2 separate regions of the Homo sapiens genome follow, and region 1 is linked to region 2. Evidence: chromatin loops called from intact Hi-C (ENCODE). Cell type or tissue: heart right ventricle. All regions are shown on one strand. Links, peaks and the distances in the headings refer to the core of each region. The heading gives the core; the rest is flanking DNA. Region 1 overlaps ZFHX3 (zinc finger homeobox 3). Region 2 has its middle 11 kb from the start of ZFHX3.

What was found. Peaks named below come from ENCODE experiments on the same cell type or tissue, not always from the same donor. Only the 100,000 strongest peaks of a DNase experiment are listed, where the experiment ranks them.
Region 1: it touches region 2 in a loop (4-fold over the local background); 2 of 110 quality-filtered maps call a loop at or near these places.

Annotation. Positions count from the first base shown.
Region 1 is chr16:72,887,790-72,902,963 of GRCh38, reverse strand. It overlaps ZFHX3 (zinc finger homeobox 3), which reads left to right. Exons shown (of 10, transcript NM_006885.4): 4 at 13,002-13,233. Among named protein-coding and RNA genes, the nearest start is that of ZFHX3, 150 kb to the left of the region's middle. RefSeq lists an enhancer at 12,568-13,068. In heart right ventricle, for the core only: no CTCF peak of the experiment used is centred there; DNase peaks (open chromatin) are centred at 6,773, 7,918, 8,053 and 8,418; H3K4me3 peaks cover 314 bases; H3K27ac peaks cover 4,212 bases.
Region 2 is chr16:73,051,242-73,066,415 of GRCh38, reverse strand. It overlaps a transcript of ZFHX3 not described here. Among named protein-coding and RNA genes, the nearest start is that of ZFHX3, 11 kb to the right of the region's middle. RefSeq lists enhancers at 1,343-1,964, 8,129-8,861, 10,701-11,213, 12,278-12,778, 12,779-13,279 and silencers at 7,539-7,648, 7,729-7,818, 7,899-8,118, 8,399-8,798. In heart right ventricle, for the core only: CTCF peaks have their summits at 8,019 (motif pointing left) and 8,722; DNase peaks (open chromatin) are centred at 7,045, 7,448, 8,044 and 10,665; H3K4me3 peaks cover 7,261 bases; H3K27ac peaks cover 8,000 bases; H3K27me3 peaks cover 1,145 bases.

The DNA of each region.
Region 1 (15,174 bases), core at 4,188-12,187, 160 kb after region 2:
TCTCAAGACCAAGACTTGGCCTCAGAAACTTGGACATCAGCCTCAGAGTGGCGGTTTTTGTTCCTGTCCAACTTTAGCCCCCGGCTGGCCTGCGCGACTGTCAGACTTTGAGGTTCAGCCTTGTCCTCCATCTCTCTGGCTGTTTGGTGCTAAGGCCCGTCCATGAAAGGCTCCTCAGCCCCCCGTCAGCCCCTTTGTGCTCTGAAAACGGTGTCTCAAAAATGAGGGTGCTCATATTCAGGGACAGCTTGAGATCCTCTACCCCAGGGGATGCCCATAGGTCTTTGCGCTCAGGCCCATTGGAATGATTAATTGGTGTCCTCCACTCTGCTGGACAATTAAGGAAAGCAGGAAAAGGAGGGAAAAGTCTTCAGTGAGACCTAATTTGGTACCATGTTGTTTTCTGTTAATCTATTTTGTTTTCTGTCCGTCTGTCCCCAGGGACGGGTGCCTTGCTGCTTGCTGAAGCATGCATAACTAATGTCCTCATTAAGGGCTGATCTGTTTATCAGGGCCATGCGAGGAAGCCAGCCTGCCAAACCCAGGCGCAAGCTGGGGGCTGTTACCTCCCTCTGGGCCTCAGCCCCACCTCATTAAGCTGGTCCGGGCTATTGATTGGGAGCCTGTGTTTGGAAGAGTCTTACTTACTCCATGCATTATCTTGACAGATTGATCAGACCTGATTGAGAACCTCTTAAAGGAACGAACAGCTGTAATGGGAAAGTTGGACTCTGTCATCCGTTAGGATGATTCTGGGAGCAAGAAGAACAAGGCTGACATCTTGGAGCAATTGTATTTACAATTAACATGGTTGAAAACGATTGCCTCTATTGATCCCCCCTTCCTGCAATTACAGCCCCATTGTTTACATTCCAGCACTTCAGTTATAAAAAGGAAATTCAATAATTATTGCATTATTTAAAGTTAAAGTGCCACAGAGTTTGCTGGCTGCGCTTGCTGGTTGATTTAACGTTCAGTAAAATCCATGCTGAGCTCTCCATCTTGAGGCGGAACAATATCGGCTTTTAATGAGACTTAAAAAGGGGGTGGGGGAAGGAGGGCAGAACCCAGTGCATGGGGTGTTTGTCTGGGTTATTTATGGGGGAACCCAAAAGCAGAGCTGGGAAATGAGCAGTGTCATCGTTTGCAGAACTGTGGCCCTCTCGCCACGTGGCCGTCCGTTCTGCATACAGCCATCTCCTGGCCTCTTGAAGCAGACTCTTCTGTCCTTCCTCAAAGAACCATCTTTCTCATTTCACTGTTGGTCCCTTGCTTCCCTCCGACAAGTCTGTCTCTTTCAACCTTCCAGAAAACAAATGGAATTTAAGGAGAAAAAGTGAAATGTCTGCATCAGCCAGAGTGATCGACGCCAGAAGTGTTGATTTAGAGGGAGTTTTTCTGCCTCGCCCCGTCACTTTCTCATTCTCTCTTTTAAGAGAAGAATAAAATAAAAAATCAAGCCCCTTGTACGAGGCAGAAGGCAGCCTTGTGGGTGCTGCTTACCTCCTGCTTGTGTTGCGCCGGCTGCCCTGTCTTCTCTCATTATGAAGGTGATGAATGTATTTGTCAGCAAATAGTAGGAACTCAAGAGGAGCCTCTGGGTTTGAGCACCAAATTCATGCTCTGCAGCAACAACCAGAAAGTTGAAGAGCATGGGAGGAGTTTTAAAGAGCATTTTCCTCTCGCATTTGGTTGAAATTCTTCTGTAGGCTCGGTTCCAGCAAGACATCTGGGCAGGTGCACTCAGCGGGCTGCAGAGCAAGGGAGGAAAAAATGATGCCTCATGCTTTCCCATCAAGAGCCACGCTGCCAGCGACAGCCCTGGGAAATTTTCGAGTGCAGGTGTGAAAGGGGAGAGGAAGATGAATAGAGCCAATTCTGACTTTTATGAAGTATCTGGAGCAGGCCAGTAGCAGGCAGCTGCTTCCGTGTGACTTTTTCATTAAGGAGGTGAATTCTTGTGTGCAGGCATTGCATGATTTATCAAGTGCAGTTTGCTAGAATTTAAGATACTCTTTGGGAAAAGCCAAGTGCAGAGATTTTTGGTCTTGGAAATTTTCCTCCCTGCAACAGAACATCTCCAGGTATTCCGACTTGGGTCCTTTTTCCGTGGCCATTGCTGTCCTGGCCAGAGCATCGGTTCTCAAAGTGTGGTCCCAGATCGGCGTCATGATGACCTGGGAGACTGTTAGAAATGCAGATTCTTGGGGCTCACTCCAGACCCTCTGAATCAGAAACCCTTGGGATGGCCCCAGCGATCTAGGGCGTAGCATGCCTCCCAGGTGCTTCCGATGCACGCTCAAGTTAGAGAACCACTGAGCTGGAACACCAGTGGCATCATCCATCACCAAGCCCACCTGGCTGTACGTGCCCATCAGAAGCGACGAAGCAACATCTGGACTTACAGTAGAAAGACCATCACTGTCTCAAATATTTGGGTAGTTCTTCACATGTTCCGAAGGATTTTCACATATGTGGAAGTTTTCTCATGCGGTTTTTAAAATTGCTTTGTGTAAGACAGGGCAAGTAAAATATCTCCAGGTTATAGATGAAGTAGCACACCCGTTTTGACCAGTAGACACGTGTTTTTTTCTGCTGGATTGACTGTCATGGGATTGGAGATACAAATAAGCAAATTCTTGAGTGGATTTGGAGAATCGGGGAAGTGTCTTCCAGGCATTTCAGCCGAACTCTCCTCCCTTCCCTGCTCCTCACCCAGGATATTGGCAGACATGAGAAAGAACGTGGTCCTTGCATTTTATTACATTGGTGCCCTGATGGGCAAACAGACCCAGTAAACACTTCTTGTTTTTTTTTTTTTTTTTTTGGCAAGGGCATGGGCTTAAGCTTTGGATCTGGGCTCTGCCTACACCAACAGCCTGACTTTGGCAAGTTTTGCACTTCTTGTAAGGGTGAAGGCAGCCCTGTGTGTGTTCAGTATCCTCTGTCCATGTCATAATTCCTATATATCAGTTTCTTTATTGTCAACCAAGGATTGCCTTTTGGAGCCTGGGGAGGAGTGAGGGTTGGTTGTAAGGAGAGAAATAACAAATAGGTATGTTCAGTAGATGTTCGTTTCCATCCCTAATCCTGAAGATTAACTGATGAAAAATAACATTAGTAATAGCCTCATTTATTATGAAGGCTAACCGTGTATCAGACACATTTTATATGAATTATCCCATTGAATCCTCCCAGCAGTGAAATGAGGCTCTGTTATTGTCCCTGTTTTGCACACAAGGAAACCGAGACCCAACAGTGTATGTGACTTGCCCTACGTGGCACAGCTAGTGAGATTCAGAGTGAGGGTTTTCAACTGGGCTGCTTAATCTAGAGTGCCCCACAAACCATCATTATTGGCAACAGTTTGACGTGGAGTTGGATGAGCACAAGCTAGAGTAATGTGTATATGGCGGTGTATTAGTTCGTTCTCACGCTATTAATAAAGACATACCCGAGACTGGGTGATTTTTAAAGGAAAGAGGTTTAATTGACTCACCATTCAGCATGGCTGGGGAGGCCTCAGAAAACTTACAATCATGATGGAAAGGGGAGCAAACATGTCCTTTTTCACATGGCAGCAGGAAGAGAAGTGCAGAGTGAAGGAGTGGGGAAGCCCTTTATAAAACCATCAGATCTCATGAGAACTCGCTGTCACAAGAACAGCAGCAGGGGTAACTGCACCCATGATTCAGTTACCTCCCACCAGATCCCTACCATGATACATGGGGATTATGGGGACTACACTTCAAGATGAGATTTGCGTGGGGACACAGCCAAACTATATCAGGAGGCTTTTATTTTTGTATGGGGACCTAAATTTGGGAAAGCTGGAAAATAGTGCTAGGGAAGAAGTACATCTTACAAATGAAGAAAGTTGCTGTTCCTGATATGATATCCTAGTGAAGAGGTGATTGTCAGATTCTGGAAGCTCTAGGTTGTTTCTGGAGAGTAGTTTGAGGTTAGCTTGGTGGGACCCACTTTGTTGTTTTATCCACCTACATACCCCCCTCAGCTTCTGAGCTCTGTGCACACTCACTCAGCCATTGTGGAAACCAGTCCTCATTTTGCTTGTGACATTATGATCTGGTAGGCCCCTTCCTCAGGGTCCTACCATGAAATAAGGAAGATGTAGGGGGTGTTCATTCACCATCATATGCATGCATAGCATTTACTATGGGCGAAGCACCTACACACACTTTTTTTTTTTTTTTTTTGAGACAGGGTTAATAATTTGCTCCCATAATGGTAAAAATGCATGCCTGATAAATTTCCTCCCCATGTATAAACAGTGGCTCCACACTCCTTTGTGGAGTTCTCCTAGCAGAGGGAAGTGAAATCTGTTTACATGGAGGCGTCGACATTCCACAAGGATCCATGTTTGTGTTTTTCCAGGAAAGAGTCAAAGCCAAGGCAGGTACAACCTATAGACAGCTATAGACTTAGTTATTTTCCTTCTAGAACTTAACTGTTTTTCTCAAGGCCACTAATGTTGAGAATTTTGAATCAGGAAATGTGATTCGTGCAAGGGAAAAGATAGAGGAACGGGAAGTCTCCGCTCTGGCCTTGGATACGGAGAGTGAGCAATCATGGCTTGTTCCACGGCCTAAGGAGCCTGGCCTAGAAACCAGAAACTAGGTCAGAGCAACCCAAATGGATTGATCTAAGGGAACATTTTTACTTCCTTTTACTTTTTTCTTATAAATCATGGTTGGGGCTTCTATCTTATGGTGTCTGCAGGGATCCTACAATGAAATAGAACTAAATTAGCATGCGTCAAGGACGAGAGCTTGAGCAGATAAAAAGCCAGCATTGAACAGAATATACATATATATTTAGGTTGACCTTCCAGGAGTCTTCCTAAAAATGTGACATTACATTTGGAACTATAACGCGATCTGACTGATTAAAAAATTAACCTCCCCCACTCCTGGTTGCGTTACCCCTGGAAGGATTTTCTTTTTAATTTTAGGCATTCAAGGTGAACACCTGGGTCTGCAGAGTCTCATGTTCCAGAACCCCCTGCAGTCTGTGCAGCGTAGCTTGGCGGCTGTGGACTTGGTACTTGGACTCAAGTCTCAGGCTCTGGTCCTGTTTCCTCCATGCTCTGTGTGACCTTGCAGGAGTCATGTGGCTTCTTTGAGCTTTGGGCTCCTCCAAGGATGAAAACCAAATGTGACCCACCTCATGGGGTTGTAATGTGAAAATTTAAAAGTGTGTGTAGGCTGGGTGCGGTGACTTACATCTATAATCCTAGCACTTTGGGAGGCTGAAGTGGGAGGATTCTTTGAGCCCAGGAGTTTGAGACCAGCCTGGGCAAATTGGTCAGACTCTGTCTCTACAAAAAATTTAAAAATTAGCCAGGCATGATGGCACGCACCTATAGTCCCAGCTACTCAGGAAGCTGAGGTGGGAGGATCACCTCAGCCTGGGGAGGTTGAGGCTGTAGTAAGCCATGATCGCACCACTGCACTCCATCCTGGATGATAGAGTGAGACCCTTTCTCAGACAAAAAAGAAAAAAAGTATGTGTGTAGATGCCGCACCCACAGTAAATGCTCTGCATGCATATGATGGTGAATGAACACCCGCTATGTCTTCCTACTTCATCTTATCAAGTTGAGGAATTAGCAGACTTACTGGTCCCCATCTTCTCCCCATCCCTCTCACCAGGTTTGTTAGTGAGATTACATAGTCCTCTCCCTGAAGCGAGAAGCTGAAGCTGTTGCGTGCTGTGGTTGCTGTCTTTCCCTGGACAGGGGTGCTGTAACGGGCAGCTTCTTCCATCATGGGGCCTCCAGTTCAATGGACTGAGAAGAGTTACAGACAGGCTCTCCTGCCTGCCTTTGGCCTGACAGGTGTCTCAGGGGTTTTCTGGGACATTCCACCATGGGGTTTCTCCTCTGCTGGGCAGGAAGCACCTCGCATCTCCTGGAATAGCCCCCTGGCTCAGAGGGGCTGCTCTGGAAATGGAGTTGCCGTGTGTGCCTGTGTGCACAGCACAGTGTGCCGAGAGGGCGGCCACGGGTGTGTCTGTAGTAACAGGTGGTACTCCTGAGGAAGCTTTGTTTGTGAATTGTGCATGTTTGTGTGTGTGTGTCAGAATGTACTTTGTCTGTTTCTACTTTAAAGGGCAGGCTTTGACAAAACCTGATCAATATTTTGCATTCCATGCATGAGGAACCAGATGTTAGAAGTTTCCTATCGTTGGGGAGGAGGAGGGAGCTGGGGCCCCTCCAGATTTATAGAAATCAATGTTCTCTGACAGAAGTTGGTTAGTTTTCCCTGGGAAACAAGTAACAGGAACACGTTTTTTTGATTTTCACGATGCATTATTTTCTAACAAGAGCCCTCTTTTCGTCTCTTTGACTTTCAGTGTTTGACGAGGCTGAACAAGCACAACATACTAATGGGGTAGAATCCCACAAAGTCGCACAGCGGAGCCTCTGTTGTCTCCCTTCTTTTAAAATGATTAGTTTGCTTTTTGTGCTTGGTGTTACGCGCCAGCCCCTTTATCCGAGGTGCCTCTGGTTGCAGGGAGGGCTTTGCTGTGTTCTTCTCAGTGAGCCAGACCTAGAAGGGAAGGCACAGAGACAGATGGGGGCCGTGAGATGTTTTCGTGTCAGAAGCATTGGAGTGTCCCCCTTCCAGCGAAACTGAGACGGGATGAACATTTTAAAACATGAGTAGCCCTAATAGGATTAGGAAGAGGTGCAAGAAAAGGTCTCTTTGACTGACGTGAGTGAGCCCTCGTATGAACCCTGGCTTCGTTTCCAGCCGTAGCTGTTGACCCCCGAACGTGTGCCAAATTTCCAGTTAATCCAGATGAGGACAGTCTGTTATCCGCTGCACAGCATTTGGAGGACTTGGAGATCGTTGGGTTCTTTTTCTGCTCCCATTTATGACTCAAACTAGATACTTCCTTCCTTCATCATACTTCTCCAAGATTTCAGAAAGTAAATTCAATTGCCAAGCATAGATGTTTCTTTCTGTGAAAGCTACAGTACCTTTGCAGTTCTTATGATCCAGTCTTTTGCAGGTGCTATCTGTCTGTTTTTACCTATCTATCCGTCTATCTATCTATCTATCTAGTCTAATCTACCTATCTGTTTATCTATGTAGTCTGTCTAATCTATTTACTGAGACAGGGTCTCACTCTGTGAGCCAGGGTGGAGTACGCTGGTGTGATCATACCTCCCTTCAGCCTCCACCTCCTGGGATCAAGTGATCCTCCTGCCTCAGCCTCCCAAGTAGTTAAGACTACAGGCATGTGCCACCACACTTGGCTAATTTTTTATTTCTTTTTATAGAGACGGGGTCTCACCATGTTGCCCAGGCTGCTCTTGAACTCCTAAGCTCAAGTGATCCTCCTTCCTTGGCCTCCCAGTGTTGGGATTACAGGCGTGAGCCACCACGCCTGGCCTCCAGGTGCTTTCTAAACAAGCAAGTGAGTTGGAGTGGGAGTGATCAAGGAAAAGTATAGTCAGATTTAAGGTTATAGGGAGAGGTTGGCCCAACCAAGTGAGTTTGGGTAGACCTGAGTTCTCACTCTTTTTTGGTTAGCTAGGATGACCTCAAGATACTGGTTGGTCTCGCTTTCTCATTAGTAATTTGTGGGGAGATACTGGATTTTCTTGAGTTAGCTAGGAGGCCCCTGTGTTTTATAGTATTCCGGGAAGTATATTCTCAAAACAGTATTCAAGCCAAAGGGGGAATGCCCTCATTATACCCTTCCTTATTTTCTTAGAGTTGCTGCTGACACTGCCTGCATCACCTGCAGGTTAAGTCCCTGGGGTTGGGCATAGTGTGTGTGCATGTGTGTGCTCACATGTGTGTGCGCGTGCATGCAGTGTCTCGTGTTGTAGACACTTAGACTCAAACCGAAACAAACCCCCGCCAAATGGGCTCACCAGCTGGTTTTCTTTGGGTCCCCGGTTGGCATGCATCCCAGCACACTGCCCACAGTTGGAGCTGTTGTTTTGTTTTCTTTTTAAAATTACACTCCTGACCCAACAAAGGAGAGTAGGTAGGAATTGTGAGCACAGAGTAAAGAAAATGGAAAAAGTAAAAACAGAACCCGGTTGCCCTCCTCCCCAGCGGGTGACTCTGTGATAGAGGCGGAAGGGGTTGGGGAATTCAGGATTTGCGTGGGAGAAAAATTTCCTGCCTGGCGAGGAGAGCAAGAACTCTGAAAGCAGGCAGCTCCTTTCTTGAGTGCACCACTGGGATTTGTGCCTTGGTGGATTCTTCATATATTACAGTGAATTTAATTAAATACATTGTGATCCCAATTGAGGGTATTCTAATTAGCTGGGTCAGGAACAAATTATTCTCCCTCCTCCTCCAAATGAAAACATCCACTCCCTTCTGCGGGGAAGGCATGTTCTTGGCTGACTGACTGGCCCCGTGGAGTGCTCATGGGCCTCTTAGCACACTCCCTACCACTGCTTTTTATTAGGCAGGTTCCAAGGGTGGGATTCTGGGGATGAGGCCAGTGCCACTTGGGAGGAAGGGAGAGAGGATCTGACCAACAGGGTCGCGGGTTGAGCCGCTCAGGGCCTAGGAAATGGCCGAATGATGTGGAGAAGGTCACAGAGGTCAGGACCTTGCTGCTAGCTTTGGGTCTCTGTTTACTTCCAGTTGGACAACTTAAGAAATAACGAGACACTTGGAAAATCTGGGGAGAGCAGGACTTGTCACATGCAGGTAGACATAGTAGACCCAAGCAGAAGTTTGGGTTGGGATGTTAGGTTTATGCACAGCTGTTTCCTGGCAACCAAGATATAGTTTATTCTGGATTTTTTTTTTTTTTTTTTGAGACAGAGTTTTGCTCTGTCGCCCAGGCTGGAGTGCAGTGGCACTATTGTGGCTCACTGCAACCTCTGCCTCCCAGGTTCAAGCGATTTTCCTGCCTCAGCCTCCCAAGTAGCTGGGACTACAGGCACCCACCATTATGCCTGGCTAATTTTTGTATTTTTATAGAGACGGGGTTTCATCATGTTGGCCAGGCTGGTTTTGAACTCCTGACCTCAGGTGATGTGCCCACCTCAGCCTCCCAAAGTCCTGGGTTTACAGGTGTGAGCCACTGCATCCGGCCTATTCTGGATTTTTTTAAGTGTTTTGGAGAATAAACTTGGAATACAAAGCAAGCTTGGAATTTTGAATGAATCTTTCATGAATTTTCTAGGAGAGAACCCTAGGTGTTCACTGGACCAGGTTAGGTGGGAGCAGCCGTGGCTTCATTTTCTTGTTTCCTCTTATTCTTTTCTCCACTATTTGTAATGCATGCCCAGTTTCTTGCTAAAATGGCTCTCAAAGTGGCAGACAGAATAATTCATGGCAGTGTAAGAGATTGTAGTTTACCAACATGAGCTAGAGTGTGGAGTGGATTTTAGAATATCTTTTATCATATCCATTTTTTAAAGTGTGAGTACCCGGTATGATGTTTATTTCAATCCAGGGTTTATACGGTCCTATGACCCAAGAGCCCATGGATTTGGACATTTGACATCGCATTTCCATCCAACTCTTCTGGCCATGTTATTCCTCTCTTGTGGCTCAGAGATTGAAGACTCCAGCCATTTGGAATAGAACTCTCACACATCCATATTCAAATTTGATGTTTGAAATTCAGTGCCTTATTGTGAGGAAATCCTGTTTCATAGGGAGGTAGTGGGGGGATTGGAGGTAAGGCTTTAGTGATTCTTGGTCTGATTTCATAGTTTATTCTACCTCCAAAATCTCTTGATGGAACGTATTTCTTTGAATTTCATGGTTATTGTCTCTGCCATCTTTTATTCACTCAGTTTTAGTTGAAGCTTTAATGAATATCATTCTTTTGGTCCTGGTGACCTAAGACAGCAGTTCTTGGCTCCCTTACAGGTTTCCAGCTCCTCGGTTTTAGGACAAACTCTTGCTGCCTGGAATATCCTGGTCCTGTTTCTGGCTTCTGAGTTCTGAGGGGCCTCGGGGAGTAGTTGGGGGAAGGGACGTGGGCTAGCTCATCTTCTCCCTTCACTTCTGCCTTCCTTCTCCCCAGGATTGTAACCTCCAGAAAGCACTGCCTCAGTGCATCCCATCCTCCCAACATCCTCTGAAAGGAACCTCATCACAGAGAAGGCAGTGAGGTTAAATCATTTTTTAAAAGCAGCTCAGAGGTCAGGTGCGGTGGCTCACGCCTATAATCCCAGCTACTTTAGGAGACTGAGGCGGGTGGATCGCTTGAAGTCAGGAGTTCGAGACCAGCCTGGCCAACATGGTGAAACCCTGTCTCTACTAAAAATACAAAAATTAGCTAGGTGTGGTGGCTTATGCCTGTAGTCCCAGCTACTCAAGAGGCTGAGGCAGGAGAATTGCTTGAATCCAGGAGGCAGAGGTTGCAATGAGCCAAGATTAAGCCTTTGCACTCCAGCATGGGCAACAGAGTGAGACCCTGTCTCAAAAAAAAAAAAAAACCAATAAATAAAAAGTAAACAAAAAGCAGCTCAAATTTATCTCCAGAAAAGTAGCTTTTTATCACCAGTTGTAATTTTTCTAATAGGTAACATTGCACTCACTGGTTCTTCCAATACTTTCTGGTTGTAGAAATTTTGCTTTGTCCAAGGTGCTGCATATGAGTGTGTGAATCACCCATTTTGGGGGCAGAAGGGATTGTTCTTTCTTGGTGCCTGTGAAGCTCATCCCATTCTTACGTACAAGTTGGCAAGATTTCCTGTGGGATACTTTAGCCAGTTTATGTCATTGAGGGCTTCAACCCCCCTCCCATGAGTTTTCTGTGACACTTAGTTGGTGCATTTATGTTTCTTCTTCCAGCAAAGTACAAACATGCTTCTGGATTTTTCACACGTGATCAGTGAACACAGGACGTGTGCATGTCAGTACGTGAGCGTCAGGGCAGTGTCCCTTGATAGGAAGCACTCACAGGGCCACTCTGGTATTTTCAGGATTGCGTGGAGTGCAGGGCATTCTAACCATTCTAGCTTGTCAGTGTCTTGCATTCTAAGCTGGACAAGGATGAGACATCCAAGCAGGACTAGAAACCATTATCCTGGCATAAACATCAGACAGAAGCAGTGTGGGTCAGAAAGGAGACAAGCAACGTGGGCAGTTCTGAGACGTTTGTTGTGTGCCTGCCATGGCTCCATGGGCCAGGCTTGGCTGACTGGGCTGGGGGTTGGGGACAGGTGGTGAGGAGAAAAAAGGAAGGACACGTAATCACAGGAGCACATAAAGCACTCACATGACCTGAATTTCCTCCTTCAAAAGGATGCTGGGTACATGGCTGGAGGAGACAAGCCTCAGCTTCTACATCTCTCTCTCCCCCTAACTAACTGGGTTACCTTGGGTCAGTCATTTAAGCTTTTGGGGAGTGTTTCCCTTGCTTCATGTGTACCCAGTGGAAGAATTCCCTCTTCCCCTAAAGTGAATCATTGGAATGAAGGAGATGGCCTTTCTACACCAGGTGCACATTCATTCTCTGTTAGTCAAAAAGGGTCCATAGCTATCATTACATTCCCAGGAGACTCAGAAACATTGTGAGTTTTGTTGTTGGGTCGTCTTTAAGTCTTCCTAGCCACAGAAGCCTGGGGTCTGCCACCTGTCTGCATCATGACCTCTTCTGTTCTGATACCCCAGACATGAATCCTGTCTGTGCCTGCCTCCTGGAGGCTCTTAGGCTGCCATGCTCTGGGATCAATACTGTGTCTACTAAGTACAACAGAGGACGTAATTTGGACCATCTGACCATCTGATACACCAACTGACCAATGATATTGGCCAATGATAAGCCAGGGGACTTTGAGATATTGACAGGGAACTAGTCTGGAGAAATTTATTTTTCTGGCATTTTTTAATCTAGGTGAAAACCTAATTTGGGGTTCTCCCAGTAGACTGTGGTTTTAAATACAAACACTGGAGTTGTCTTGTGAAAAAGCCAGATACCAGCTCCGGCTCCATGTTCCTGACCTAGGGTGCCATACAGGCAGGATGACCAGAGGCTATTACCTGAAGCAGGGGTTGGCTTAACTTTTCCTGTCATAATTTAGCACATTTCTATAGTAATAATCTAGACTTTGTGGACTATACCATCTCTGTCATAACTGTTCAACTCTGATGTTTCAAAAACATCCATAGACAGTATGTAAATCAATGGACGTGGCTGTGTTCCAATAAAACTTTATTTACAAAAACAGGCAGTGGGTTGAATTTGGCCCGTGGGCCATAGTTTGCCAACCCCTGATCTAACAAGAGCAGGACACTTTAGAGAATAAAAGGGGAAACCTTTAACCTTGTGCCAGGAAAGCCGGTGTTGCACTGGGAGGGCCCATGTGATCAGGATTATCAACATTCTGAAAAGCCACATGGCTGGGGCCATTTGGGGGAGATAGGAATGGGTATCAGCTTGCTGTGTTTTTTCAAAGAACTGCTAGAGAAGGGTGCTGGGTACTCTGGGGGAAAAAAAAAAAAAAACCCTCTAAGGAATCTCACAGTTGAAGACCTCATTAGTCCATTACCGTGCTGCTACTAAGAACTGCCTAGGACTGGGTAATTTACAAAGGAAAGAAATTGACTCACAGTTCTGCAGGGGTGGGGAGGCCTCAGGAAACTTACAATAATGGCAGAAAGGGAAGCAGGCATGTCTTTCTTCACATGGCAGCAGGAAGGAGAAGTGCTGAGTGAAGTAGGGAAAAGCCCCTTATAAAACTATCAGATCTCATGAGAACTCAGTATCACAAGAACAGCATGGGGGAACCACCCCCATATTCTAATCACCTCCCACAAGGTCCTATCCCCAACACGTGGGGATTACAGTTCAGATTAGAATTCAAGATGAGATTTTGGGCGGGGACACAGCCAAACCATATCAAAGACTGTCCTGTTTGGCTGTGGAGATGTGTCCCCTGGAGGCATGCCTCTGGCTGTGACCAGGATGGTGTGGGCTGATGCCAGTGGCCGCTTCGAGTGGCTTACCCAAGGCATGTCTTTCTCTTTTGTTACTTGCAGCACCTGCAGCAGCATGAGAGTGGTGTAGAAGGTGAGAGCTGCTACTACCACTGCGTTCTGTGCAACTACTCCACCAAGGCCAAGCTCAACCTCATCCAGCATGTGCGCTCCATGAAGCACCAGCGAAGCGAGAGCCTGCGAAAGCTGCAGCGGCTGCAGAAGGGCCTTCCAGAGGAGGACGAGGACCTGGGGCAGATCTTCACCATCCGCAGGTGCCCCTCCACGGACCCAGGTGAGTGGTCTCACAGGCATGGGAGGCCCAGGTTGGGCCTGGGTGTTCACCTCCTTGAGACCTCCAGAGGACTTCTGTTTGAGGGAGACGTTACTGATCCAGCTGGTCCTCATGTTCCTTACTGACTTCACAGGTGAGCATTGTGTTTTGGAAGGAACATGCAGGGATTGTTGCCTGCCCGCCTTTCTGTCTTTTTTTCTTTTCTTTTCTTTCTTCTTCTTCTTCTTTTTTTTTTTTTTTTTTAAAGGAAATTGGCAGCACTTTTCTTGGAGCAAGGCTCAGTCTTAGGGAAGTCACAAGCTACTACCCAGGGAGCAGGCCAACAGAAGATACTCTCCTCTATTCTAAGATTCCTCCAGTACATACTTTAGATTCAATTTATTGGTTCAAATTGACAAAGCAGATGCTACATCGTGTGTCCTGCCCAGTATTAAGAGTAGTCAATTTGTGGCCTCAAAGTCTGGTCTGTAAAACTGAACTTTAGAGAGGAATAAAATAAGTGCTTGTTATAAAAATTTCAGTTGTATTTGGGAGTGATTCTGGGTGTTTCTTGGGTCCATGCTGCTTGCTGCTTCAATGCGTCGAGACCTGCTAGTGGGAGCTTGCCTCGTTTCTACCTCCCCATGTCATCTCCCTGCAGCCACCTTTTTCCCCACCTCCCTCCCTCCCTCCACCCATGACTCCGCCTTCCATAGGGACTTCATTGGGTAGAATCACCTCCTCTTTTCTATTTTTTCAATTTTCCAGTCTCTTGCTCTCCACTTAGACACACAAGACAGTCACTTACCTCTTTAGAAACCAAAACTTTCCAAGAAAAGCTCTCCTTTCATCCTAGGCCCCACACTGTCTCTACAACAGAATCTTCCAGATTCTTGAGAGAACCCTGTGAACTGCTCACCTCTATTCCATGTCTCAACCTCCTACAACCCATTTCCTCTGTCACCAAGCCACTCTTGGGAGGGCGCTGCTGATCTTTGATTGACACAGCCCAGGACCTGCTGGGCCTGACTGTTTTCTTTCTGCAATGTTTGAAATTGTTGCCCAGCCCTTTCTTGAAGCTCCCTTCCCCTTCCCTTGCCTTCCCTTGGCTTCCGGGGTGTTTTTCTCTTGTCCTCTGACTTCCCTTGATAGTTCTGCAAGCCTGACTCTGGCTGGTGGTTCTCAGCCTGCCCCATGTCCCTGGGCACAGGGCACTGTGGCCTGGTCCTCGGCTCCCAGCCTCTTGAGCTTTTGTGTCCTGGTGCTGCCAAATGCCTTTGTACAGCTTCCTGGACACCACTGGTCCCACCTCCCAGATGCTGAGCTTCGTGGACATCTCATTGGTCCCACCTCTTGGGCACCTGGCTCACCACTTTCTCTGCCACACTTCTTTTTCTTCTTAATGGCAGCTTGTCTAACGGCCTGGCCAAGCCAGAGACCCAAGGCCACTCCTGATCCTACAGTCTCCTGCAGTGCCTTCTCAGCCATTCAGCCATCATGGATGTGTGCAGTTTTAACCTTAATATAATCAAATTACACATTTTTATATTTTTTAAAGGCAAAAAGTTACATAAACTTTATGGAGAAGAGCATGGCCCTCTCCCACCCCCTTTTCCAGGGGATCAGCTTTCAACTTTCAGATATTTCTTTTGTTACTTATTTCCATGTTTCTTCTCATACTTCTACGACTGTTTCTTGTTTTTAAGTTTTAGATGTTACCTCTTGGCTTTCTACCTGGGCAGATGAGAATTTCACCAGTGTGCTGTTCCACAAACCCACCCGTGTACACACCTACACCCATACCCCAACCACAGACTCACGCAGACGGCACACACACCAGCCCGATACCTCATACACGTTCTCGCACGTGCGCGCACACACATACACTTTCTCTGCATCCTACACATTCCATCCACGCTCACATACACAGCCCACAGACAAGACACCATACCCACATACGTT
Region 2 (15,174 bases), core at 4,394-12,393:
GAGATGGGTGTGCCGGGCATTAGGGACGCGCACGCTGGCTCCGTGAACTGGGATCAGCATCTCGGGGCAACTGTCGAATTCTCAATGATAAGGTTTTGGGAACGAGAGGCGGGGAGGGAAGGGGCCTGCGCTATACAACATCCAGCGCAGAGGGACGGAAGAGCAGACACGAGAAGGGCGCGTCTCACGCCCGGGCCTGAGGAAACTGGCGTCGAATGTCCCTGCAGCCCGCTGAGCTCTGGAATTAAACAGGGAGGCGGCTGAGAGGGCGCGCCCCGAGTCCACAGGGGACCAGTGCCCTGCCCGCAGCCTTGACACAGGCTGGGCCCTAGGCCACCCCACGGGTAGCCCGGCTAGCCAGAGCCCCAGTCAGTGCGCTCCAGGCCCAGTGTGCGCCGGACTCCTGCCGGCCGTGGGGCCACGCCCTGCCCTGCACTCACCAGCCTTAACCAAGTACGGGCTCCAAATTTCGTGTCATGAGCGCACGGGAAGATCGGATTCGCATTTTTCTCTATTTCTGAGAATGGGAAACCAACGAATCGGAAATTTTTTGCCTTGGAAAAATATCTGTTCGATGTCGTTTGTTGCTTAAATTGTCTTTGGAATTTTTTTTCAACTTTATTTGAAAAAGAGAAAGTTGATGCGCTCCCCAAACCCTGTTTCTCTTTAAACCGTCCCTTTAGACGTGCAGCCGGTTATCGCAGATGTTTTCTGGGGCGAAGAGAGCAAAATGGAATGGGAGGGAGGACGAGGACTGGGAATCTCTCATTTTAAATCCCATTACTGGCTTTGGGGAGACACACACACGCACACACACACACACACACACACACACACACACACACACACCAGGAAAAGCTAGTTCGTCCCCCACTGATTTCCTTCATTTCAAAGATTTCCCTCGCCCCCTTAAATCACAAAATTATGGCGCTAGGTATTCCTCAAGAAAAAAAAAAACCCTCACGTTTATTCAGAATATGTACACGGCATAGGTTCCTTTTTACATTTCTCAGCAAAAAATAAAAGGGATGGGGGTGGTGGGTAAGAGGCACTCAATTCCCTGGCCATTAAATAAGCCATGCCTGCAAGAAATGCAAGCATGGGGTGGGGTGGGGGGATTGTTCAGCCGCGCATCCCTCCGTTATCGCACGCCTGCGTGTCTGCGTGTCAACAATGCACGTGCCACCGTGGGCACCGTCTCCCGGCGCTGGCCCAGGAGGGCTATGTGCAGATGGGAGCCAGGTCTCAGTTGCCCACTCACAGCCCTGCTCCCAAGCCCGCCGCCCGCCCATCGCAGGGTTTCCTTTTTTCCTGGCTCCGGCTGGCAAGCAAGAAGTCTCTACCATTCCCCCAAGTTATGCCCTTGGAAATCCCTAAAGCGAACACAGCCCGACCGAGGGTCTCTTGCCCTCAAGTTGTTCACTTTGTTGCGCTGTGATGAAGTTAGTTCTCTCTCTTCTTCACTCGCCCCAGGCTTTACATGTGGTGCAAACTTCTAGTACCTACCAGGTCACCAAAAGGGAAGTCAGGCGCTAGCCAGCGGTGCAGGCGGTGTGGAACCCGGGAGAGCCACCGGCTCCGCGCCTCCTGCCCCAAGGTTGGATTTCAGATTTCCATTGCAAAGAAGCTGAGGAAACTGGGAATCTGACTCAAACCCTGGAACTGACTAATTGCCCTGCATTTTCACAATGCGCCATGTATTCAAAATGAAGGGCAGGCTTTATCATTTGGAACTCTTTCAAGGATCCGGGCGCTCCAAGTTTGGGGCTCATTCTTTAAAGGTTTTACTTCTGAGAAACAGGAAAAAAGAAAGAATGAAACATACCCACAATCCATGTACTGGAGATGACACTCAAGAGTAGGTTGTGGTCTCTTTTGAATCGGGAGTTCAAAAGAAAAAAAAAAAAGGCTTGTTCCCTCCCCCTTGCCCCAGGGATGAAACCTCTCTAGATTTGAGCGGCCAATTTGGTTTGATTTCCGCGGTTTGGAGGCTCTGGCAGGGTTAGGGGCGGCAGGGCTCAGAAGACAGACCTCAGCTGCCTTCTAGACCAGCTGGTCTGCTCTTGGCCCTGGAAGCAGAAGCTAAAATCGGGGTGATTCACCCTCACCCTGGTAGCTGGAGTGAGAGTCAGGGGAGGGCGTCGCGGAACCTCCCTGGCCGCGCCCCACACTCCCTGTCCGTGTACTTCCCGGCTCATCTCCTTATCTTCTCACCGCACCCCCCACCTGCCTCCTGCCCCCCAGGGATCTAGTTCCCTTTTCTCTCTGTCATTTCGAGCCAGTTTTCTTTTCCCACCAAAAAACTCCTTTTTCTTGGAGTAACTTTCCGAAAGAGCTGTCGTCCTAAATGCCATCCTCGTGGAGTTGGATTTGGGAAGCTCGTTCTCAATTAAAGCGCCTTTTGTGGGCACGGTGCGCATCCCTACAGCCCCCAGAACGTCACCTGGGCGCGGGGACCCTCAACCTGGCGGGCCGGACACTGAACCATAACAAAAGGGGACTTCAGACCCTCTGCTCTTTTCCAGTGAAAAAACCCTAGAAACACATCTGAATTTGGTTTTTGGTTACCTTTCAGGTGTAAAAATTTATTTTGACCAAAGTATTCCCCAGTCCGCCTGAGTTGGGGGAAAGCAAGATCCTGAGAAAGAATACAGGCACAAAGCAAGAAGCTGCATGTAGTGGGCACCACTGTGTACATCCCCTCACGACTGTGGGGACTGTGACAGGAGTCTGAGGGTCTAGCACCAACATTCAAACGGCCTAGTCCTGCCAGGGGGACCCCTGGTTTTCGTAAACGGGGAGGGGGGGTGATTTTTACTCAGACTCAGCTACTCACTGTCTGGCGCATTGAGAGCAAACTTTTGAGATCTGGTGGTTGAGGCTCAGGGCACAGTGGCTTAACCTTAGGGCAGAGCCTTGGATGGAGCGATTCCGGACGCTCAGAAGAAGCGCACCCCGCATCTCTACCAGAAAAGGGAACTGTCCGATTTGTCTGGGGGTCAGGGAGTGGACCGGGGCGATGGGGGTGTCGGATGGATGGAGCCCACGTGCTGCGCCTGGCTGCCACTCTCTAGTTTCTCCCTCCCTATCTCATCTTCTGCCATTTCCAGAGGCAGGAGAAAGGTGATCTCGGACTTGACCCCTAAATCACAGCTGCCGGTGGCTGCACCTCGCTCCAGGATGAGAGCAGCCCCTTCCCCGGGCTCGGGCAGCTTAACCCTTTCCTCCCCGCGCGCGCAGAGGCCGCCGGTGGCGGCGCCTCTGACCCCGGCACTGCGAGCAGCCCGCCTCCTCCGCGCGGCACCTTGGATCCCGTGCAGAGACCACAAAAGGACGAGGCTGCCGGGCGCTGCAAGCCTGGGGCACGGGCCGGCTGGCCCGGAGCGCTGCCGAGGAGCCCGAAGAAGAGCCGGAGTTAGCGGAACGAAGAGGGATGTTTAGATCATGTTAACTACCCAGACAGATGCACTTCGGCATGTCTGCATTTATGGAATCCATATGTTGTGGCAAATGAAAGGACTGCAACACGTACATACAATAGACTTAGAATAACAATACACATTCGAAAAGGGACTCGCACATTCTTCACCCTCCAACCCCTTCCTTAGATCTAGCTCTGGAGTTGTACGGAGAGGCGTCCTTTCAACCTCTCCTGCCTCCACACGGGGTTTTCTTTTTTCTTCCTTTTTTTTTTTTGCTTCTGTGTCCCCAATCTCCCTGCAGAAGAAAACCCAGGGCCCAGAGCTAGGCTTTTTCCAAGTGAGATCTCCTAAGACCCCTTCATCCTCCTTGCCCCTTAAGATGGCCCATTGCCTCTTTAGCCTTTGGACCAAATAATAGCTGCTCACATTGCAACCCCATATTCTGATAATTGCAGGGAAGCAGATTCTTACTCAAATTCACCATTCACATCTTCATCATTAAATCAACCTTTTTATGTTATATTTGCAAAGAAGTGGCTTCAAACAGATCTGGAAACACAAGCCCCCAGTGAGCGAGCACTCACACAGCTCTGCCCAGTACCTGAATTTATGTACACCTTGTATATCTGTGTGCACAGATATATTCACATACTCACACAAATGCAAAGACATCTGAAGTCATTCAAATGTATATTTATGTACCCCTTTATGCATATATTTTTGTGTTTTTATATCTATATCCATTTGAGTGAGAGCTAGAGAAATGTACACAGCAATGCAATATTTAGCCTACATTCCACTTTCCCTCCTAATGTAAATGTCTTAAAAACAGGTTGGTCTAAAATTTTCTGCCCTCTTGCCAGCTAAATGAAAGATTTAGATTCTGAATTTCTTGTTTCCTTTTTTTTTTCTCATTTTGTACGTAAAATAATCCATATAGATGCTGGATTATCGTCTAAGCATTATTCAATCATACAAGCTTGGTACCTCTCCTCCTTATAACGAATTCACTCAGTAAAATTAGCATAAGTATTTACCAGATTAAGCTGACATTTTCCTATATTGTAACATGAAATACATTTATATCCAGAATTTCCTCCAAATAGCTTATACTAAAGGAAATACTGACTTCCTCCGCACCGTTTTATATAAGAAACAAGCTGCAAGTTCACTTCTAGTACTATTTACATTTTAAAAGAAAATAAATACATAGTATTTAAGTGATTTTTCAAGATCTACAAAGAGGAATTTAATTCTACCACATCTTTAAAAAAATAAACAGCTTTATGAAGATTCGTGAAGACAGATAAAAAGGAAGTGAATATATTCCTGAGGGTCTGAACAATTTTCCTTACCTGATGTATTATGGAAAAATTCAGAATTTACCAGTCTTCCTTCAGTCAGCTACATTTTACACTGACCTGCCCTTTGGACTGAAAGGGAAAAAAAAAAGATTAACTGTTGCCATTGAAAAATTTAAAATAATAATCAGAAACCGGACAAACTGAAGGTAAAAATATACAATGGCTACAATAAAGATAAATATTTATTTAATCACAGTAGAGGTTGTGTTTGGACTGTAGGAATGTTTCATCCTTCCCTTAAAAAAAAAAAAAAAAAAAGGCAAGAAAGAAAAAAGCTAGAATCTTTGCAGGCTCCTAGAGAGTTCCCCATTGTCCAGGGCTATCGAGAGCCCAGAATGGCATTAACCTCACAAAAGACACATTGTGCAGGGGACAAAAAAAAGCCCCTTCTTCTACAATAACTTTTAGCTTTTTTATTTTTAGAAAATGACAAAGGTTTTGCAAGCACTGACTGGTGAAACCTGTAGCAAGCCAGGCTGGACTTGGCTTTATTGATCAGCTGTCCTGCATGGAAAAGCAGCCAGAAAAAGTTTGAATGGCAACCCAGATTTGGCTCACAGAGAGGAAACCCCTGATTTTTCTAAATGTATTTTCTTCCCCCGCCCCCCGTAAATAAAATAGCATTATTCCCAGAGTGAATTCAGAAGGATTAGATGAGGTAACCCTGCAAAATCCTAAACCGGTTTTTTTCTCTCTAGTCTTGACTAAGAAGCTGCATGTTCTTAAGAGCATTGGAAAATCTCTCAAAATGAAGAATTACTTTCTAATCAAACAGATTTCCTGATTAATTCCCAAATTCCTTCTAAAATAAATAATCTGGTAGGCTAGGGCAACATTTTTTCCCAAGAAAAATAAGTTTTAGCAAGCTATCTGGTGTTACAGGGTTTACTAATAATGCCTTCAAAAACATAAATGTTGTTTTTACATTTGCAGATTACTTAAAGTGCTGATTGCATTTTATTTTATTCCAGACATTGTAATTTCAATGGTATTAGTTCATATTTAGAACTTACATAAATACAACTTGTCATTTTTAAAAAATCTATTGCAGTAGCAGTGACGCTGAGGCTAGGATTTGAAAGGGGGGGGAAGAGACAGAGAAGAGGGGGGAGAGAGAGAGAGAGAGACAGACAGACACTGACTCTTGTTCTTCCTGCGTTTGTTTGCTTGCTTTTTGGAGGTACCGTGCACCAGCCTAAGTGATGGCTTTGATGTACTGGGAATCGGTACAGTAGTAGGGTCCCTCGCTGCTGTCTTTGATTCCAGGGATCTCCTTTGGGCTCTAGTGGGATGTACCGCTCCTAGTCTTTATCTGAAATCCATCCTCTCATTTCAAGCCCTTTGGCTTCGTGACTGTGCTCCAAACTCTTGGAGGTAGCTGTAAGGCTTTTTTTTTTTTTTTTTTTGGCATTAGGGAAGGGGTATGTAATTTCCCCTTTCTACACCCTAGGCCTTTCCTCTATATTTAAATATATTGGCTTTCTCTCTTATGAATTCAGTCTGAAATTATTTTTCACTGCCTTTATTACATCCCTGCTTTTGATGGCAAAATAGCTTCCTGTGTTTTGAAAACATCTGCTTTCCAGGTTTCACACGAGAAAATTGATTTTACTTTTCTCTTAAGTCCAGAAAGGTAGAAAGTTGGACTTGTTTCCAAGTGCAACTTTTCCTTTTCTTGTCTTTCCTGAAGTTATCCCCTTTCAGTTCTGATTCACTTTCTCCCTTTTATTTCTTCTAATCACCCCTCCTCTCTTCCTCTCTCCTTCTAAAGAACCAGAGAAGACCGATTGCGTCTTATTTCAGAACACAAAATTAACATATATTTTTTGTCTAGTCTATGGTATGTGTTAAAGTTTTCTCCATATTTTCTTCATTCGTCCTCTGATTTGGGGGGAGGTAATTTTCCTTCAGTTAAAAAATCTCAGATTTGCAATTTAAAGTGGTCTCTATTCGAAGTCTCTGCTCTTTCACTTAAACCTTTACTCTAAGCTGTCCCCCTCCACTAATGCCCCCATTCTTTGGAGATGCTCTTTTCCTAGTTAATTTAAACATTGCTGCGTTTGCTTAGAGAGAGAGAGAGAGAGAGAGAGAGAGAGAGAGAGAGAAAGGGGAAAATAATAAGAAAGAAAAGAGAAGGGGGGGAAGAAGAAAGGAAAAAAAAAATCTTAAAAAGATTCTTAGCCAGGTTCCTATTGTTGCTCCTATGCATTCCACTTCTCGGTGTGTGTGTGCGTGTGTGTGTGTGTGTGTGTGTGTGCGCGCGCTCGTGTGTGTGTCGTGTGTGTGTGTGTGTGTGTTTTTAATACATGCATAAACTTTTGGAGCCTCTCTCCCTCTTCTAGGCTCTTCTCCCATCCTCTCTTCCTGCTCTCCTTGCCCTGCTCATCACTTTCCCCTGTTTTTTTTTTTTTTTCCTCCCTTCCTCCCCTCTGCCTCCCTCCACCTCCCCCTTTTCTTTTTTGCTGAATCTTATTGATCCAGAAGGTGGCTAATTAGCCCTTCCCGTCGTGCCTGGGTAATGAAGCACATGCGCACTGAATTAATCACAGCCATTTTTTGCAGGAAACTAATTAGCAGAATAAAGATCCAAAGACTTTTTTTTCTTTTCACTCATCAGCTCCCACTTCCAGCGCGTCCCCTCCGACCGCTGCAGCCGCCACCGCCGCCGCCTCCTCCTCCTCCTCCTCCCGGCCGCAGCCGCCGCCGCCGCCTGCTTTGCATCCCAATTACAGCCTAGAGCCGCTGCCGCCGCCGCCGCCGCTTCTCTTCCGTGGCCCCTGCCCGCTCCGGGGGCTGTAAACTCCCCGCCAACCATGCTGCTCGGCGGCAGCGGCGGCGGCGGCTCCGGCTCCCCGGCTGCGGCCGCCTCCCGCCCCGGGCTCCGCCGAGCGCGCTCCAGCTCCGCCGCCGCCGCCGCCGCCGCCGCCGCCGCCAGCAGCGCGTCCTCCGCCGCCGCCGACCCCCGCCAGCCGCCGCTGCTGCCTTGATGGGCTCCGCGGCCCGAGCGCCTCTTTTCGGGATTAAAAGCGCCGCCAGCTCCCGCCGCCGCCGCCGTCGCCAGCAGCGCCGCTGCAGCCGCCGCCGCCGGAGAAGCAACCGCGTAAGTGGCAACTTTTCCCTCTTTTTTTTTTCCCGCCGCCGCCGCCGCCTGCTCCTCCTCCTCCTCCCGCCGCCACCGCCCGGACGCGGGGCTCCTCGGGGCGCCCGGGCTGCTTTGCATGGGGCTCGTCCTGCCCCCTCCCGGCTCTCGCGCCCGGCCGCCGCCGCCCGCGCTCCCCGCGCCCGCGCCCTGCTCGCTCGCTGCGTCCCGCTCGCCTTCCCCCTACGCCAAACTTTCTCTTTCTCTTCTTCTTCCTCCTCCTCCCGCCGCTGCCGCCGCCGCCGCCGCCGAGCCCGGGCCGCCCCCTCCTCCCCGGCCCCGCGCCGCCGCCGCCGGCCGCCGGCGACCCCCGGGAGGGTGGAGGCGCCCGGGGCGAGGCCCGCGCGGCGAGTTTGGAGGCGCCGCCAGGCAGGGCCGGCCGGGGCGCGGGCCGAGGGCGGGAGGGCGGCCGGGGTACCAGCTCGGAGACAAAGGCGGCGGCCGGCGGTGGGGGGAGTATGGGGGGGTCCGCGGTGCCGAGTGCCCCCGCCCCCGCCGCTCCCGGCCCCCAACTTTGCCCCACCCCGAGAGGCGCCGGGGCCCCGGGCTGAGCAGCCGCGCGGGGCGCGCACCCGGCCCGGAGCAGTCGCCGCGGTCGCAGCCACTGCTGCTGCCGCGGCCGCCACCGCTGGCCGGGCGAGCGCCTTCCGCGCTGGGGCTCGACTTGCCGGCGACGCGGGAGCCCGTTCGGAGCCACGGGGTCCCGGAGGGGGCGAGGCGGCCGCGCGATCCTCTACCTGTGCGCTCTCCGCCCTGCCCCACTGGCAGCGCCGCGAGCGCCCAGAGGGGACTCTGCCCTGGACACTAGGGGCTCCCGGGGGCTCGGGGCTGCGCCGCTGGCCAGGGCCAGACCTCGCCCGGCCGGCCTTCTTCCGCCAGCTGAGCTCAGAGACATCCGAGGATGCCTTTTTTCTTTTTCTTTTCTTTCTTCTTCTTCTTCTTTTTTTTTTTTTTTGCTCTCGCGAATCTGGGATTGTTTACGTTGGGTTCCCCACTCTCACCCCTCGCCCGGCTCCACTCGATGCAAAAACCGTGTTCCTGAATTTTACATTATGCATTTTAATGTCCGTCTTTTTGCATATCTATTGGAGAGTAGATCTAAGTGTATTTCATGCAGTGTATATAATTAAGTTGTGTATGGACTCAGTACTCGGAGGGTTCTTGTATAACTATTGAATTAAAATATGTATATATCACTTTGCGAGTGAAGCTGTTGCTCAGAATCTGACTTTTGTTCAATGTTGTGCTATTCTTTGGACTGTGGCAAATTCTTTGATTACAAGCGCTTTCAAAAGGCACCCAGTCTTAACTTTTCCCCCTTGTTGCTTTCAAGTAGGGTAAATATGACAATTTTTATTGGTCTCAATTATTGAAACTTGATCTAAGCACTGTATGGACGGAGCATGCTGATTGCCTTTTTCTGGCCTCCAGTTCTAGTGACTTTTAAAAGGCAGTTTGTTAAGTACCTTTGAAGAATATGACAGACGGTGATCGCTTGGCTGTAATGCAAATTACAGAACATAAATTCACTTTGGAATTTAAAAAAGACTCGAGCCCTTTCAGTGGGGACAATTGAGGATTTATTATGTTTTTTAAAAAATTACTTTTTTTCCTCCCTACTTTGGGAGAATAGCTAGTTGCAGACCAACTTATTTGGAGGTCCTCCGAAAGAGGCTTGGGCAGTGGGCGAGGGGAGAAGATTGATCACAATCTGCATAATCAATAGGGCAGCGTGCTGCAATCGTGTACCTACATTTACTGTAAATTTCTACAATATCTGCAGCGTGGGTGCTCCAGCGCCTTGCTTGGCTTCTTAGAGAGGATTTAGAGGGAGAACAACCAGAATTTACTGCCCTGCCCTCCGGAACAATATAGGGAAGTCCACTCCATAGTAGCTCATTCTAAAACTCCATTTTGCTGAAGTTGTTTTTTTTTCCAAATCTGTTTACATGTGGGGGTTTCAGGAGCTGAACCCCCAAAGTGTAGACATCCTGTGGGTTGAGGGGAGTGGGGGGTATTCAGGAGACCTAGGGGTTGGGAGTTTGCTTCTTGAATGGGCACTTGGGGGGCCCTCTTCTTATCTTACAATGTTAGGTTTGTTGTTTTTTTTTTAACTAGTGCAGGTATATTAGAGATAGGAAAATAAAAGAGAATATACTAGAGATTGACGCAGTGTCAAAAGTATGAGTTGCTGTGTGTGTATGAGAAGAGAGATAGAATACAGACACAGTCAGTCTTGAAAGCTTGGTGGTAGGTGAATCCATATTTGGAGATGATTTTGAAATAGTCTAGCAAATGGTGTACGAAGAGGATTTCGTAAAAAGTGTACACGGAGTCAGTTTTGAAAAGACTGCGGTTTGGGAAGATGAGGTGTGGGCAGGAAAACCTACTCTAGGCCAGCAGCCTTCCTCTGTCTGTGTGTCTCCCTTCCCCCTCCTCGGGTTTTAGTTTTTAATTACTTAATGCTGAAACGCACAGGGCTTATATAAATATTTGCAAATGCTCTTTCCTATTGATTTCTCTGAATAAACTGCCCTGCTCCGGTCCAGAGAGGAGGCGATTCAGATCTGTGGACTTTTTAAACATACAAAGTCTCTGGAGGAGTGGTGTTCTCTGCGTGTGTGTGTGTGTGTGTGTGTGTGTAGAGTTGTAGGTATGAGGATTTGGGGGGCCCGCAAAGAGAGTTCAGGCTCTCAGTGGTGTGGGCCAAGAAAACTGGGGTGGAGCTGGTCCCATGGCCTGGCAGTCCTGACGTGTGTGTGTGTGTATGTGTGTGTGTGTGTGTGTGTGTGCGCGCGCGCGCGCGCGCGCGTACGTCTGCACCGTGTGGGTGTCTTCACTGGGGGAGTCTGGATGCATATGCACTTACTTCCCCCACCCCTATTAAATATGGAGCAGCTTTTCAGGACTCTGTGACTGCCTTCTCCTCAGGGTCACATTGAGTTTGAATCTGACCCAAGGTGCAGGAATCCTGCAATGGGGAAATAAAAGAATATACAGAACGGGGTCAGGTCAGCTGCTCAGAGGCCAAAACCCCTACAGCTGCTTTGATTTTATTTTTTGGTGTATATTTTAGGCTCCTCCTGCCATTGTACAAATTGTGCCTCCCCCTTTCAGGTGTTTGGTCTGTGGTTTAAAGGCACCAGAGCCTATGCCTGCATAGACATAGGCTCCCAGCAACAACAGAAAACCCACAATACCGAATCCAAAACAAAACCCGGGAGGAGGGGGAGAAAAAAACCCTATTGAGTTCAGGCAAATAAGGTTGGGTCTCTAGATCCGGTTACAAAGCAGCTTTGAATATGCAAGACAGTGCACAAGACCAGTTATTCCAGTTACAACAAACTATTAAAAAAAAAAAGAGAGAGAAAAGAAAAGGCATGTTTAGGTCGTAATTTGTTAGTACAAGGAAAAGAATCCCACATAAAGCTGCCTTTTTTTTTTTTCTCTCCCTTTGCTGGCTTCACACAGAATTCACTCACCCCTTTCCAATTCGTCTGCTGTATAGGTTCTTTTATTAAAATCTTTTGGGTTTAGGAAGATGGCTGCAAGCAACACATTTTCTGTATTTTTTTCCCCTTTATCTTAGAGAGAGAGAGTTGGCAGGGGTTCTGTGGTTTGCAGTTACACAATATGTTATCATGTTTTTAATCACTAAATCATTGCAGTGGTTATAGATTTACAGTCTTGGGGTATTACAGAGAGGAGCAACGGCGGCTATATATATGCCTTTAAATTACACCAATGTAAACTGAGTGCGGCAGCTGTGAATATGGTCGGCAGACATCTATTCCCTCCCCCACCAAGTTCTTTCTCCCTCTGTGATTTTTCTCCCAAATTTCTTGGTTTGCTTAAAATAAGCTACCCCTCTCTTCCCCTGTATTGTCTCTTCGCCACCTCTTCCAAAAAAATTAATTTTCATTTTAGACCTTTAACCCCAGAAAAGCTAGAATTCAAACTCTTGAGCTATAAACTTCGGATGAGAGTATAATAACAATAATAATGAAAAGTGTGGATTTCCTAAAAAAAAAAAAAAAAAAAAAAAAAATCCTCCTGGTTTCCATACCGACCTCCTGTATCGGGATGGAGGGTTGATTGCACGTCAGAAAGTAGGGGGGCGGGTGTGGGGGAGGGGAACCGGGCTGGTGGCGCTCGCCTGCCTGGAACCTCGAATGTCCTGTCCCCTGCGAGCCCACTTTCAGCTTCTGTTTTTCATATTATTATGTAACAGAATCCTTGGCAGCATTAAAAATTCAGTATTACAAGCTGATTGTAATGCTACCTCATTAGACAACACTGTCTGGCCTTGTATTAAGTGAAACGTGGAGCATGGCTTTTAGATTATAAACACCAATAAATATTAAGGATCAGCAGAGGGGGCAGTAGTAACTGGGTTTTGGGCTCCTTCTGGTTTTATCACTCCTCCCCCCAGCCCCCCAGATCATCTTCCCTTCAGCCCCTTTCCTCCCCCCTCCCTCCATGGTAACTGTCATGCGTTTTCTTGTGGGGCTGCTGATGTGTCGACCCTGGTGACATTTTAGGAAGGCTTTTTATAGAGTTTTCTTGTGTACACAAAAGGTTTGGAAGTTTGTTTTGTTTTGATCTGCAGTAAACAGGTCCTTCACTTTGCTGACGTCATTTCCGTTCATATTTGAGTTGTTGATTGTGCTTCTTTGCAGGGCCCTCTTATCCCTACCCCCGCCTTGCCTTTCAGCTCAGAGCCTGTGGCTGCCTGGGGAAGGGGGAGTGTGCTCCTAAGCTGCCAGGTCTGGGTTCAAAGGCTGAGGGTCGCGTGGCTGTGCCTCGTCCTAGGGTTTGCCCGCTGGGGAAGATGCTTCCAGCTTCAAATCTGGTTAAACACTCCGACATCCACTCGCCCTGGTATTTTCATGGCACGCAGTGATTCATCTCAGCTTCCTTTCTTTGTAACACCTCCCCCCACTTTGCCCCTGCCACACCTTGTCTGTGTCTTTAATACATCCTTATTGTCCACTTCTCCATGCCCCCACCCACCGAAAAACCTTGTAATGACGACTCGGAGACTTTGATTCAGTTGCAAATCTGAAGCTGGCATTAGTGGACCTCATGCTGTGAAAAAAAGAAAGTGTTTCAAGGCCTTGCCCCCGCAGCCTCCCCACCACCGCCTTCCATCCCTGTTGGGTTGTTTGTGCATGTGTGTTTCTCCCCGTTTCCTGCCTTTTCGTAGATATAAAGGCCGTTCTGGTGTCACTAAAAATGACTATAGTGTCCAGTGTCTCTTATTTCCATGTGATCTACAATTGGAACCCCCCTCCAAAAAAGAAAAGAAAAGCAGGATGAGGAAAGGAAAGAGGAAAATCTGACTGCATAGGCCCCAAAGGCTTTCCTCTAATAGAATGATGGGTTTTAGGTTAAAAAAAAAATTATTGTTTTGTTCTTTTAGGTTTAGAAATAATAGGGAGAGAGGGAAAAAGCAGTCATTAGGAAGTTCCCTGAGCCGCTTTCCAAGTAAGACGGGTGAAAAATGAACCAGCATTGACACTTGGCTCCATGTGAAAGCCCCTGTCACCTCTCCCCCCTTCCGTGGCCCTGGCCTTTTGTTTCTGGAGAACGGAGCTAAGGTACTTTTTCTCCCAGACCAAAGGCAGCAGGGAAGGAGTCCCCTTGTGTACGCATCGCCTTTAGATGGCCTTCTCATGGTTATTGTCAATGCAGACTTCCCCACACAATTGCTCCGGGGAGACAGAAAAGCAAAAACATTTGTCCTATTTTTTTAACCTCTTTGTTTTAGACTTCTTTTTTTCATCCATTCTTTAAATTTCACAGTTTCTATTTGTCTGCAGAGAGACAAACGAAACAGCATGAAGCACGTTTTTACCGTAGGCCTCACTGGCGATTGGAACAGCCTCAATAGAAATCCAAATTCTAAAACACTGGCTGACTTGGAGGATATGTGAATTTTTCAGCTCGGGGGCTCTGAAGTCAGATTAGCACAGATTTTTGAACCCAAATGCCCTAAAATGAAAAGATAGGAAAATAGGATTCTAGAATTATTTGGGGGAAAGCGTGAAAAAGGTCATCTTTTGTCTATCTTCCTGCCTTGTGCCCCATCCTTAGAAGCTTAATAGGGGAGAACTGCAAACCTCAATGAATTCTTCATTAAAAAAAAAAAATAAACTCCAACCCTGGTTGTTGTACTTTCGATATAGCATTTAATGGATCGTTTTAACTCACGTGTGAAAGTGCTTTTGGTACATACTATGGAATGGATACCGTGTTGGGATTTTTTTTTTTAAATCTACAATTTGTATAAACAGGCAGTATCCCATCGCCCATTTCTTTTCCTCTTCTGTTTCCCTTTTCCTTTCTTCTCCTTCCAACCTGCTTCCCCTCCAAGAATTCAGTGGTTAGCATCAGACCGACTGTAAAGGGATGTGTCAGACGGTGGGAATGGCCTATGAACAAAATAGGAGCCCACCTCTTTTTACTTGGCCCCAAACAAAGCGCCTCTCTCTCCTGTAATGTATGGACCCAGATTGCGATGCTGTCCTTAAGCATCTGTCCGCCTTTTCATTAAAATTCTCAATTTCAAGGTTTAGAAACACAAATGTAAGAATCCCCCTGTGTTTAAAAGTCTTGCATGGCAAATTCCCTTTGCCCTTTCAGAAATAATATTTTTGTTTAAAAAAGAAGGAGCGAGAAAGAGAGAGAGAGCTCTTTACCTAACATGTAAAGCTGTTTTAAGGCAACTTCTGTATTTTGGCTTTCTTAAAACTTGGGGCTTTGTAACTTAAAATTAATTTAGAAAAACTCTCCGAAATCACAGCTTTTAAAAAATGGTTACTCATTTGTATCTTTGTTGTGGGATATCATTGACAGATTTAGCACCTGAGCTGGGGAGGGTGGGTAAGGAAATTAGATAATGTTCCACCTACGATTTGGGGGTAAAAATTAATCTATGGAATTAGCACTGTAGGGATGGATGGAGGCCTTGAGGCTTCAGCAGAAAAATGTGAATCAAAACATCTGTGTGCAGGCCTTGGCACACCAGCTTCCAATGGTTATGAAGGCAAATGTGAGCTGTTCTGAGGAACTTCTGCATTCTGTTCCATACCCAGGAGGGCTCGGCCACCCAGCGGGTACCAGGCCCCTAAATATAACTGCCTCAAAATCATGGGGTGAACTCAGGCCAATTCAGCTCCAAATGGTTCCTTGTTTATTTCAGGAACGTTTGTTTTTGTTTCTTGCCCTCTTCTGGATTTTTCTTTGT